Linked DNA regions of Homo sapiens: region 2 is linked to region 1. Evidence: chromatin contacts called from ENCODE Hi-C or POLR2A ChIA-PET data. All regions are on one chromosome and are shown on one strand. Each heading gives the region's core, a stretch centred on a gene start or an enhancer-like site at or near the end of the contact. The rest is flanking DNA. Distances are from core to core; before and after follow the strand shown.

Region 1 (6,082 bases), core at 1,542-4,041:
GGAGCATGCACCAATTTGTTGCAGATAAATGGCACCTTTTACTTAGGCCCATGAACTCTCAGGTCTTCAGTCTTAAAATGAAATCTAAGAGCTGGGCACAGTAATTCACATCTGTAATCCCAGCTACTCAGGAGGCTGAGGCAGGAGGATCACTTGAGGCCAGGAGGGCAACACAGTGAGACTCTGTCTCCAAAACAAAAAAAAAAAACCCTAAAATGTAAGAAAAAATCCTTTCAATCAGAACAAGAAACTCTGCACCCCCACTGCCAATCTGCCCACCCATCTGGTCCACCTGTAATTGCAAGAGAACAAGGGAGGGACTTATTTTGCAGTCAATCAAAGGGGAGGGAATTCTTTCCGAAATGTTCTCCTATCTGTACCAACAGCACACTTCCACTTCCAACCATTACACTTTTCCTTTCTTTCTTTTTTTTTTTTTCTGAAACAGAGTCTGACTCTGTCACCCAGGTACAGTGGCATGATCTTGGCTCACCGCAACCTCCGCCTCCCAGGTTCAAGCGATTCACCTGCCTCAGCCTCCCAAGTAGCTGGGATTGCAGGCACCCGCCACCATGCCTGGCTTAATTTTTGTATTTTTAGTAGAGACGGGGTTTCACCATGTTGGCTAGGCTGGTCTTGAACTCCTGACCTCAAGTGATCCATCCGCCTCGGCCTCCCAAAGTGCTGGGACTATTGGCGTGAGCCACCGCGCCCAGGCTTTTGCCTTTTTCCTTTCTTCTGAACAACCTCAAACAGTATTTTACCCACTGTGATGATTAATTTTATGTGTCAACTTGGCTAGACCATGGTAACCAGCTATTTGGTCAAACATTCTAGACATTTCTGTGAAGGTATTTTTTAGATGAGATTAACATTTAAATCAGTGGACTTAGAGTAAAGCAGATTATTCTCCATGATGTGGTGGGCTTTATCCAATCAGCTATAAGCCTTAATAGAAAAAGACCGACCTCCCAGAGCAGGAAGAATTCTACCCAGAGAGCCTTTGGGCTCACTGCAACTCTTCCCTGGGTCTCCGGCCTGCCAGTCTACCTTGCTGATTTTTGACTCACCTGGCCTCCACAATCACATGAGCCAATTCCTAAAAATCAACCTCTCAATAGATAGATGAGCGATTGATTGACACACATCCTGTTGGTTCTGTTTCTCTCCAAACCCTAATACACACCCAAAATAAGTGATTTTCCAATAGAAATTGTCTGTAAGGACCTGTACTTGCATGAAATTTCAAGTCACCAGATAAATGAATAAAAATATATTTTTTAAAAACCACAAAATATGGCAACCCAGAAAGAATAACATTTGTCGGCCAGGCGCGGTGGCTCACGCCTGTAATCCCAGTACTTTGGGAGGCCAAGGCGGGTGGATCACAAGGTCAGGAGATCGAGACTATCCTGGCTAACACGGTGAAACCCTGTCTCTTCTAAAAATACAAAAACAAAATTAGCCGGGCGTGGTGGCGGGCGCCTGTACTCCCAGTTACTCGGGAGGCTGAGGCGGGAGAATGGCGTGAACCCAGGAGGCAGAGCTTATAGTGAGCCAAGATTGCGCCACTGCACTCCAGCCTGGGTGACAGCAAGACTCTGTCTCAAAATAATAATAATAATAATAATAATAATAATAATAATATTTGTCTATATACTGATCAAAGCTATCATAGTAGATATATTTGTTTTCAAATGCAACTTTAGGGTGGGTGCAGTGGCTCACACCTGTAATCCCAGCACACTGGGAGGCTGAGGCCAGAAAATCACATGAGGCCAGGAGTTTGAGACCAGCCTGGGTAATACAGAGAGACCCAGTCTCTACAAAAAATTTAAAAAATTAGCCGGCGTGAGACCAGGCACGGTGGCTCATGCCTGTAATCCCAGCACTTTGAGAGGCCGAGGCGGGCGGATCATGAGGTCAGGAGATCGAGACCATTGGCTAACACGGTGAAACCCCGTCTCTACTAAAAAAAAAAAACAAAACAAAAAAATTAGCCAGGCAAAGTGGCGGGCTCCTGTGGTCCCAGCTACTCAGAAGGCTGAGGTAGGAGAATGGCGTGAACCTGGGAGGCAGAGCTTGCAGTGAGCCAAGATCACACCACTGCACTCCAGCCTGGGCGACAGAGCAAGACTCCGTCTCAAAAAAAACAAAAACAAACAAACAACAACAAAAAATTAGCCGGTGTGGTGGCATGCACCTGTAGTCCCAGTTACTCTGGAGGCCAAGGCAAGAGGATCACTTGAGCCCAGAGGACACTAGACACGCATAGGGTAACTATTGTTTCACCAAATAATTCAGATATGCGCGCACACACACATACACACACACACACACACACACCAGGTTACCAGGTTGCAGTCTATGTTTTACAATAGGTCACAGTCAAAAACATGGGAGAAGCCACCATACTCCACCACACAATAAATGCTTAATAAAATTTGGTAGCATCATCATTCTTATCTCACTCTAAAAGGTAATACGTTCATTTTCTTCATTAGCATTTATTATCACAATAAAATAGAGCTTCTAACACATTTATCAATGCTGCCACTCACTGCAGTGCTGTTTAAGAGTCATTGCACCTCCCTAAATTAACTTGCCAATTCTCTCGCCTCAAAAGGACTCAGGCAATCATTTAAATAATTTCTGACTCACAAAGCTGGCCAAGGATTAGCGAGGCCCTGCCCAGCCCAGAACACATGAAATGTGAGTGATTTGTTAAGAAAACCATTTGAGTTTGCAAGACTGCACAGGGCTTTTATAAAACTAAAGCCATGCTGGAGAGAAACAGTCCTCCCCACCCCCTTGGGAGATGTGTCATAGAGATAGGTCACACAAGGTCAGCCAAGCTGTACCTTCTGAGACTGGGCAGGAACTGAAGCGCCAAACCTCAACTGTGTAACGTGCTTCCTTGTTTTGGGGTTAGGTTATATCATTGTGTTTTTCCCCTAACTTTCCATGTGCACACACACGCACACACCCCCCTCACTAAAGGATGGAAACAAAATCCCTATGAACTGCCGGTTCCAACAACTTAAATAAGGGAATCTGCTAAGGCAAAAGATCTGATTTTTTTTTTTTTTTTTTCTGAGACCGAGTCTCGCTGTATCACCCAAGCTGGAGTGCTATGACGTGATCTTGGCTCACCGTAACCTCTGCCTCCCAGGTTCAAGCAATTCTCTGCCTCAGCCTCTCTCTAGTAACTGGGATTACAGGCACTCACCACCACGTCTGGATAATTTTTGTATTTTTAGCAGAGACGGGGTTTCACCATCTTGGCCAGGCTGGTCTTGAACTCCTGACCTCGTGATCCACTTGCCTCAGCCTCCCAAAGTGCTAGGATTACAGGCGTGAGCCACCACGCCTGGCCTAGATCTGAGATTTTGAAGACCTCAAAACATATATTCTATTGCATGTAAGTTTCTCTTCTCCCAGAAACAAACTAAAAACACAGTCCAAATTCATGCTTTTTTAAATTGCTTTTTTGAAACAACTGCAATAAATAACTCTAATCTCTGTCTCTCAAACACACACACACACACACACACACACACACACACATTGTTTGTTTAAAATGAGAGCTCCTCACCCCAGATGAGTTGAGGTATGAATGGATTTGAAGTTTCAAATGTAGTTTCCCAGGTTGTTCTTTAAGTTTAGAAAACAAGGTTCCAAGTGATACAAATATAGGCACTCCATTTTTTATTATTTCTTTCTTGAAAATAAAATCATGTATTTGTGCTGTGCCAAAGCATTACATCTGGAACACATAAGTACATGTCAGGGTGTAAACTAAGCTTTTTTTTTTCTTTTGAGACAGGGTCTTGCTCTGTCGCCAAGCTGGAGTGCATTAGTGTGAGCACAGCTCATTGCAGCGTCAAACAACGGGGCTCAAGCTATCCTCCCACCTTAGCCTTCCAAGTATGTGGGACTACAGACATGTGCCGTCACACCCAACTAATTTTTAATTGTTTTATAGAAATAGAGTCTCGCTTTGCTGCCCAGGCGGGTCTCAAACTCCTAGCCTGAGGCAATGCTCCCACTTCAACCTCCCAAAGTGCTGGGATTACAGGCATGAGCCACTGCGCCTGGCCTAAACTAAACTTTTAATATGTGATATTACTCCCTTTTTATTTTTATTCCATTCTTCAAACTATGATGTGAGTGAATTGGGGGTGAGGGGCTAAGATTGTTTTAGCAGCAGAACTCTTTCCTCAAATGAAATTGTACCCCTTTGCCCAACAGATAAAACAAGATAAAATGGAGCCTGGCTTCAATTCTCCTATCACCACCTGGTGCCTCCAGGGCTGTGGGGTCTCCCAGTTCCCACCACACTTCTCCAGGCATGAAGCAAGGGGTTATGGGAGTATCTTAGAGATCTCCATCCCATCCTTAGCATGAAGGAAAGCCAGATCTGTCATATGTGTGTCCAGGTGCCAGATGCACTCCCATTTCACAAATTCAGGAGTTAAATGTCTTACCCAAGCCTTAAATTAGACACTACAGTATACTGTGTTACTTTCTTCAAAAAGGAAAGAGACATTTACATCGCTGGAGTTTTGTCTGTGCAGTTTGATGGATGGGTCTCAGAGTGCCTACTCAGCAGACTCAATGACTAGGGAAGCTGAGTGAGCAGTGCCACCAGCAAAAAGGAATTTAGGTTCCACAGTTAATATTGTTAAGATGGCAAAACTCCCCAAGTGATCTACAGAGTCAATGTAACCCCTGTCAAAATCTCAGGTCTCTTTTTGCAGAAACTAACAAGCTGATCCTAAAATTCATAGGGAGATCCAGAACAGCCAAAATAATCTAGAAAAAGAAGGTCAGGCTGGGCACAGTGGCTAACACCTATAATCCCAGCACTTTGGCAGGCCAAGGTGGGAGGACTACTTGAGCCCAGGAGTTTGAGACCAGCCTGGGTAACACAGCCAGACCCAGTCTCTACCAAAAATAAATAAATAAAAATTAAAAATTAGCTGGGTATGGTTGCACACATCTGTAGTCCCAGCTACTTGGGAGGCTGAGGTGGGAGGATTGCTTGAGCCCAGGAGGTCGAGGCTACAGTGAGCAGTGATCATGCCACTGCACTTCAGCCTGGGTGACAGAGCAAGACTCTGTCACAAAAAAAAAAAAAAAAGAAAGAAAGAAAGAAAAAAGAAAAAGAAGGACAAAGTTGGAGGATTCATACTTCCTGATTTCAAAACTTACTACAAAGCTATAGTAGTCAAGACAGTATAGACAGCAATACTGGCATAAGGATAGACATATAGATGAATGGACTAGAATTGAGAATGCAGAAATAAATGCTTACATTTATAGTAAATTGATTTTTGACAAGAGTGTCAAAACAATTTAATGGGGAAGAAGAGTCTTTTCAACACATGGTTCTGGGACAACAGGATTTCCATATGCAAAAAATGAAGCTAGACCCCTACCTCACACCACATACAAACATCAAATCAAAACAGATCAAAGTTCTAAATCTAAGAGCTAAAACTATAAAACTCTTATAAGAATATATAGGCATATGGCTGGGCGTGGTGGCTCATGCCTGTAATCCCAGCACTTTGGGAGGCTAAGGTGGGCAGATCATGAGGTCAGGAGTTCCAGACCAGCCTGGCCAACATGGTGAAACCCCGTCTCTACTAAAAATACAAAAATCAGCTGGGTGTGATGATGCACACCTGTAGTCCCAGCTACTTGAGAGGCTGAGGCAGGAGAATCATTTGAAACCGGAAGGTGGAGGTTGTAGTGAGCCGAGATCATGCCACTATACTCCAGCCTGGGTGAAAGAGCAAAACTCCATCTCAAAAAAAAAAAAAAAAATATGCCTTAGGCATAAGTTTTCATGACCTTGCATCAGGCAAAGGTTTCTTACGTATGACACCAAAAGCACAGGAAACCCAAGAAAAATAGATAAATTGAACTTCACCAAAATTAAAACCTGGCACTTCAAAGAACACCATCAAGAAAGTGAAAAAATAACCCACAGAATGGGCAAAAAATACTTTAAAATCATAGCTGATAAGGAACTGAACTCAGAATATATAAAGAACACTTACAACTCAATAATAAA
Region 2 (6,528 bases), core at 3,858-6,357, 970 kb after region 1:
TACACTTCCCCAATGGAAAGGGCCAGGTTTATATTACTCTAGGCTGGTAGTAAGCGAGGCAAAGGAGATATCAGGTTTCAGCTTTGTTAGAACATGCTAATGGCACCAGGACACTCAGAAGAGATACAGAGTTTGAGACAAATGGCACCATGAGCCCTGAGACATTGTGTATGGGGTGAATCGGATAGCAAGAATAGACTTCAAGGAGGGAAGTAGGGCAGTTAGAATCCTTTCAGCTGCAAGGAACTGAAAACTGGCTCACATAGAAGGAAAATGATTGGCTCATGTCAGCAAGCCTAGATGCAGAGCAAGTTATGGGTTTCAGGGATCCAGCATCTAAATGATGTCATCAAGAACCCAAGTTTTTTGGGTCTCTGCTCTGTTGGTTTCTTTCATCCTAAAGCTGGTTCTCCTGTGGTTTACCATAGTAGAGTTCCTGTGAGAACTCCACTCTGACCAATCAGGCCTTCCCAGAGCCAGGGATGGATGGAGTCGCTTCTTTTGAGGCCCATGGGTCCTATCTGGAGGGGATGGATCCAGACTCCTATCAGGAATCTAGGAGGGGCCGGGCACGGTGGCTCATGCCTGTAATCCCAGCACTTCATAATGCCAAGGTGGACAGATCACTTGAGGCCAGGAGTTCCAGATCAGCCTGGCCAGTATGGTGAAACCCCATCTCTACTAAAAATACAAAAATTAGCTAGGCGTGGTAGCAGGCGCCTGTTGTCCCAGCTACTCGGGTGGCTGAGGTGGGAGGATCACTTGAGCCTGGGCACAGAGGTTGCGGTGAGGTTGTGGTGAGCTGTGGTTGCGCTGCTGCCCTCCAGCCTGGGCAACAGAGTGAGACCCTGTCTCAAAAACAACAACAACAAAATCTTATGTACCCCATAAATATATACACCTACTGTGTATCCACAAAAGTTAAAAATTAGAAAAGGCAAATTGCAGAGATTTCCATATGCTATGATACCGTTTATATGAAGTTTTACATATGTCATAAAAATACAGATAACCTTTAGGGGAATGATCATTACCAAACTTTTGGATAACGGTTTCTGGGGATGGGCAGAGAGGGCTATACAGTCATGAAGAGGTGTATAGGGGCTTTCAACTCTTTGTAGTGTTTTATTTCTTCAGTCCCATGGTGGTTATATGATTCTTCACTCCCCTTTTTTTGTGTGGAATATTTTTCTTATAAAAAGTGTGTCTTTTATTTATTTATTTATCTTTTTCACATGGAGTCTCACTCTGTCGCCCAGGCTGGAGTGCAGTGTTGCGATCTCGGCTCACTGCAAGCTCCGCCTCCCGGGTTCGCGCCATTCTCCTGCCTCAGCCTCCCGAGTAGCTGGGACTACAGGCGCCCGCCACCACGCCTGGCTAATTTTTTGTATTTTTAGCAGAGACGGGGTTTCACTGTGTTAGCCAGGATGGTCTCAATCTGCTGACCTTGTGATCTGCCTGCCTCGGCCTCCCAAAGTGCTAGGGGATTACAGACGTGAGCCACCGTGCCCTGCCTTTTTTTTTTTTTTTTTTTTTTTTTAAAGGCAGAGTCTTGCCCTGTTGGCCAGGCTGCAGTGCAGTGGCCTGATAATGGCTCACTGCAGCTTCCACCTCCCAGGCTCAAGCAATCCTCCCACCTCAGCCTCCTGAGTAGCTGGGACTACAGGTATGTGCCACCAAGCCTGGCTAATTTTTCCATTTTTAAAGGTTTTGCCATGTTGCCCAGGCTGGTCTCGAACCCCTGGGTTCAAGCCATCCTCCCACCTTGGCCTCCCAAATTGCTGGGACTATAGACGTGAACCACTGCACCCCCATCCAAAAGTGTCATTTTAATGCTGACATACTGCATTACTAAGCTTGACCAGGGGAAGAGAAAAAAAAATACCTTGTGTTTATTATTTTGTTTGTTTGTTTGTTTGAGACAGGGTCTTGCTCTTTCTCCCAGGCTAGAGTGCAGTGGCATGAACATGGCTCACTGCAGCCTCCACTTCCCAGGGTCAAGCCATCCTCCCACTTCAGCCTCCCAAGTAGCTGGGATTACAGGTGTGTGCCACCACACCTGACTAATTTTTCTTTTTTTCTTTTTTTGTATTTTTGGTAGAGACAGGGTTGCCCAGGCTGGTCTTGAACTCCTGAGCTCAAGCAATCCTCTCTTCAGCCTCCCAAAGTGCTGGGATTACAAGTATGAGCCACTGTGCCCGGCCTGTTTGTTTGTTTTAAAGACAAGTTTGGGCCCAGTTTATAAGAAAAGAAAACAGACCATCCTTAGGGTGTCAGGATGATATTTTGACAAAGGCATTCATGCTTAGCAGGATTTCTCTCCCCCTACCCCCACCCCAAGTGTTGAAACGGCTGAGCTAATTACCTTAGAATGTAAGGCTTCCTCTGTTGCTTGTGAACGTGGCAGACTTGGGATTCTCAGAGACAGAGGGCTTCAGAAGCTTGCCTCTGGGAGCGTCCAGTCAATAGCTTTTTGTCTGAGCAGAAGGAGATATTGCTCAAGGTACCATCTCAAGGGACTGCTGAATCAGTTGCATTGTCTCTAAAAGTAGGTAAAAGTCTAGAGTAGGGCTGGTTCAACAGTGGAATGAGTGTTAAGAGAGAGTTGCATTCTAAGAACACCTTTACACTGTGGCCAAATTCAAGCAGGTCCATTTTGTGGTTTGGTGGTCCCCATCTAGTGGGATGTGGTCTGGTATCCCAGGCACCTGCATATATGAGCTCAGATGGGTTTAATTTTTGAAAAACTGCTTTATTGGCTGGGTGTGGTAGCTCATGCCTGTAATCCCAACATTTTGGGAGGCCAAGGCAGGAGGATCTCTTGAGCCTGGGAATTCAGGACCAGCCTGGGCAACATTGAGAGATCCCCATCTCTACTCCCTTCCCCGCCAAAAAAAAGCTAGGTGTAGTGACATGCACCTGTGGTCCCAGCTACTCAGGAGGCTGAGGTGGGAGGATTGCTTGAGCCCGGGAAGTCAAGACTGCAGTGAGCTGAGATTGCATGACTGCACTCCAGCCTGGGCAAAAGAGTGAGACATTGTCTCAATCTCCCCACCCCTGCCAAGAAAACCCAAAAAATATTGAGGTATAATTGTTATACAATGAAGAACACATTTTGATTAGCTTATACACACACTCCTGTGTACACATGTACACTCACACATCAGGAAACCATCACCATAATCAAGACAGCGAACCTCCCTATCCAGCCCCAGAAGTTTCCTTGTGCCTCTTTGTAATTCTTGCCTTTTATCTCTCCATGTCTTCCACACCCATGCTCAAGCATTCACTGATCTGCTTTCTGTCATTATCAGTCAGTTTTCATCTTTTAGCCTTTTATATAAATGGAATCATATAGTATGCTGTTTTGTTTTTTTTTGAGACAAGAGTCTCACTCTGTTACCCAGGCTGGAGTGCAGTGGTGCGACCTCGGCTCACTACAACCTCCATCTCCCCAGATTTAAGTGATTCTCCTGCCCTAGCTTCCCGAGTAGCAGGGATTACAGGCACATGCTATCATGCCTAGCTAATTTTTGTATTTTTAGTAAAGATGGGGATTCACCATGTTGGCCAGGCTGGTCCCGAACTCCTGACCTCAGGTGATCACCCGCCTTGGCCTCCCAAAGTGCTAGGATCACAGGCATGAGCCACTACGCCCTGCCAGTATGTACTCTTTTTGTCTGGCTTCTTCTAGCATAGTTATTCTGAAATTCATCCTTGTTGCATGTGTCAATAGTCCTATTCCTTTTTATTGCTGAGTAGTAGTCCATTGTATGGATATACTACATTTTGTTTATACATCCTTCTGTTGATAACATTTGGGTGGTTTCTTATTTATTTATTTATTTTTGAGACGGAGTCTCACTCTGTTGAACAGGCTGGAGTGCAGTGGTGTGATCTTGGCTCACTGCAACCTCCACCTCCCGGGTTCAAGCAATTCTCCTGCCTCAGCCTTCTGAGTAGCTGGGATTACAGGCATTTGCCACCACACCTGGCTAATTTTTGTATTTTTAGTAGAGACGGGGTTTCACCATGTTGGTCATGCTGGTCTCGAACTCCTGACCTTAGGCGATCCGCTCACCTCTGCCTCCCAAAGTGCAGGGATTATAGGTGTGAGCCACCACGCCTGGCCGGGTGGTTTCTAAATAAAGCTATCATGAACATCTTTTACTACTCTTTGTATGGATGTATATTTCTATTTTTCTGAGTGGAATGTTAGGATCATACATCATAGGTGTACGTTTAACTGTTCAAGAAACTGCCAAACTGTTTCCCAAAGTGGTTGTATTGTTTTACATTTCCACGAGCAGTGTTTGAGAGCTCCAGTTCTTGCACATCCTAGCCACAAAAAGGTTCTGTTTTTTAAAGACAATTTTTTTTTTTTTTTGAGAGTTTCGCCCTAGTCGCCCAGGCTGGAGTGCAGTGGTAAGCGAATCCCTGCTACAGGCCAGAGACTGTTCTCAGTTGGTTTTTACACCAAGTATCGCACTTCATTCTAACACTCCACCATTTTACAAATGAGGAAACCGAGGCACTGAGAGGTTTAGTAACTTGTGGCACAGCCAGGAAGCAGTAGAGAAAGACTTTGAATATAAATGTATCCATTAGGATGTATATGGTTCCAAGTCATGGGAAACCTACCTAATCCTGGTTTATCCAAAAAGGGAGCTCATTGGCTCTCGTAACTGAAAAGTCAAGGGGTAGGCAGGCAGTTGGACCTGGAAGTCTCCAGGGCATCAGAGAGCCTTGGCTCTGCTTCTCTGATTCTGTTGTCTCTCCACAGACGGGTGGGTGTAGCAGTCCCAGGCCCGCAGCCACACCCCACACCTCCCAGAGGAAGAAGGCGGGCCCTGATCCCAGCAGTCCCAGGAAAGCCCTGAGGTTCACTGTGATTGGACCAGCCTATGTCACCTGCTCACATCTCAGCCCACCACTGGCAAGGGTGTTTGACTCTTGGGAATGACTCTTGGGACTGGCTTGTCCTAGATCACATGTTCTACCTGAAATTGGGGACATTGCAGAGGATTGGTGGAGTGGACCTCAAGGAGGTGTTTCACGTGGCTTCCTGTGTCACTAGGTTGCCATTTATTCTTTAGAAAGCCCCTTTGTTTGATGAAACCCTGGTGTCACAGGCTGTGTGACTTAGGGTAATCCCCTTGTCCACATCTGTGAAGTGAGATTACCTCTTCACCTCACAGGCAGATCAAACAGGAAAACAAAAACAAAACCAAACCCAAAATACACGTAAATTGCAGAGTGCTTGAGGTTTCTTTTAAGCTGTCTATGTAATTAAAAGCTGTTACTTAGACTTGGATATGAAATAAAATCTGACTTCAAATTTAAGTGGTGTAATTTCCATGCCTCTTAAAATATCAGGTAACTTCATTTGTGAGCCTCAGTCTGTAGACTTGAGGGATTTCCATCTGAAGAGGGGGCAGAATGGTGGTTTAGGGAACGCAACATGTACCCCACCCCCAACTTTTTTAAGAGGAAGAGTTGAAAGAAATAATGAATGTGTGAGAAATAAGGGGTTTGATTGCCTTCCAGGGTCCATGTTGAAGGAGAGGAAAATGTAGCTCAACCACAGTGACTCTCCCCAATTAAAAACTAAAAAAAGATCCGTGGTTATAGGGCTTGGACTTCGGACAAGCCAGCAGCCTCAGTCATTGTGAGTGTGATTCCAGATTGGAAGGTTCTGCTAGGAGGAAAGTGGAAGTTTTGAGAATTCCTAGTTGGACAGAATGCCTCTTGATCACGGCCTTAGCTAAAGGAGACCACTCTTTGCTGGATGGATCAGTCAGCTACGTGTGAAGTTTGGCTCAGTACAACATTCTCGGCCTGGGGCGGCAGCATGGGAAAGATTTTTATTGGAATTAACTTTCTACAGAGATGTACTTTCAAATGAGACCATCCTTCTCTCACTGGTGAGCTCACCCGGGCTCTTATTCCACAAAGCTTAATTGTTTTGGACCCATACATTTAAACTCCTTAATTAATTGACTCAAGACTTAGGACAGATTTGCTTTTCTTTATAATGACTCCATGGCTGTAAATGCTGCTGATTCAGATGAAAGAGGACCCTAGAGCACAGAATGAGAAGGACGTGGACTCAGGATACCTGTTTCTTTATTCTGACTGTGCTCTTCGTCAGCTCTGGGGCTTTGGACCCCAGTTTTGTAACCACCTAACGAGTTCACCTTGCCTGCTGCCTAGACGGAGCTGATTTATCAAGACAGAGGAATTGCAATGGAGAAAGAGTAAGTCACCCAGAGCCAGCTGTGTGGGAGGCTAGAATTTTATTGTTACTGAAATCAGTCTCCCGAGCATTTGGGATCAGAGTTTTTAAAGATAATTCGGCAGGTAGGGGCTCAGGAAGTGGGGAGTGCTGATTGGTCAAGTTGGAGATGGAGTCACAGGGGGTCGAAGTGACGTTTTCTTGCTGTCTTCTGTTCCTGGGTGGGATGGCAGAACTGGTTGAGCCAGATTACCGCTCTGGGAGGTGTCAGCTGATCCATGGAGTGCAGGGTC

Evidence for each region. Hi-C counts contacts between places; a loop is a spot of excess contacts on that map. ChIA-PET counts read pairs that join two places held with the same protein, here RNA polymerase II (POLR2A). Pooled maps may share reads with other maps.
Region 2: a loop to region 1 is called in a pooled map, with 6 times the contacts of the local background. The contact joins two enhancer-like sites. A Hi-C loop is called at or near these places in 1 of 37 single-sample maps with no recorded cell type and 2 of 50 pooled maps. POLR2A ChIA-PET finds 5 or more read pairs at or near these places in 1 of 52 experiments (common myeloid progenitor, CD34-positive).

What each region holds. Positions count from the first base shown.
Region 1 is chr3:57,065,845-57,071,926 of GRCh38, forward strand. All of the region lies in intron 1 of SPATA12 (spermatogenesis associated 12), which reads left to right. It also overlaps a transcript of ARHGEF3 not described here. Among named protein-coding and RNA genes, the nearest start is that of SPATA12, 8.2 kb to the left of the region's middle. RefSeq lists an enhancer at 2,866-3,245. Within about 2 kb of position 2,792, at least 18 of the 41 ENCODE cell types and tissues checked have a DNase peak (open chromatin) inside an H3K27ac peak, as active enhancers do.
Region 2 is chr3:58,030,029-58,036,556 of GRCh38, forward strand. All of the region lies in intron 1 of FLNB (filamin B), which reads left to right. Among named protein-coding and RNA genes, the nearest start is that of FLNB, 25 kb to the left of the region's middle. RefSeq lists an enhancer at 4,840-5,339. Within about 2 kb of position 5,108, at least 6 of the 41 ENCODE cell types and tissues checked have a DNase peak (open chromatin) inside an H3K27ac peak, as active enhancers do.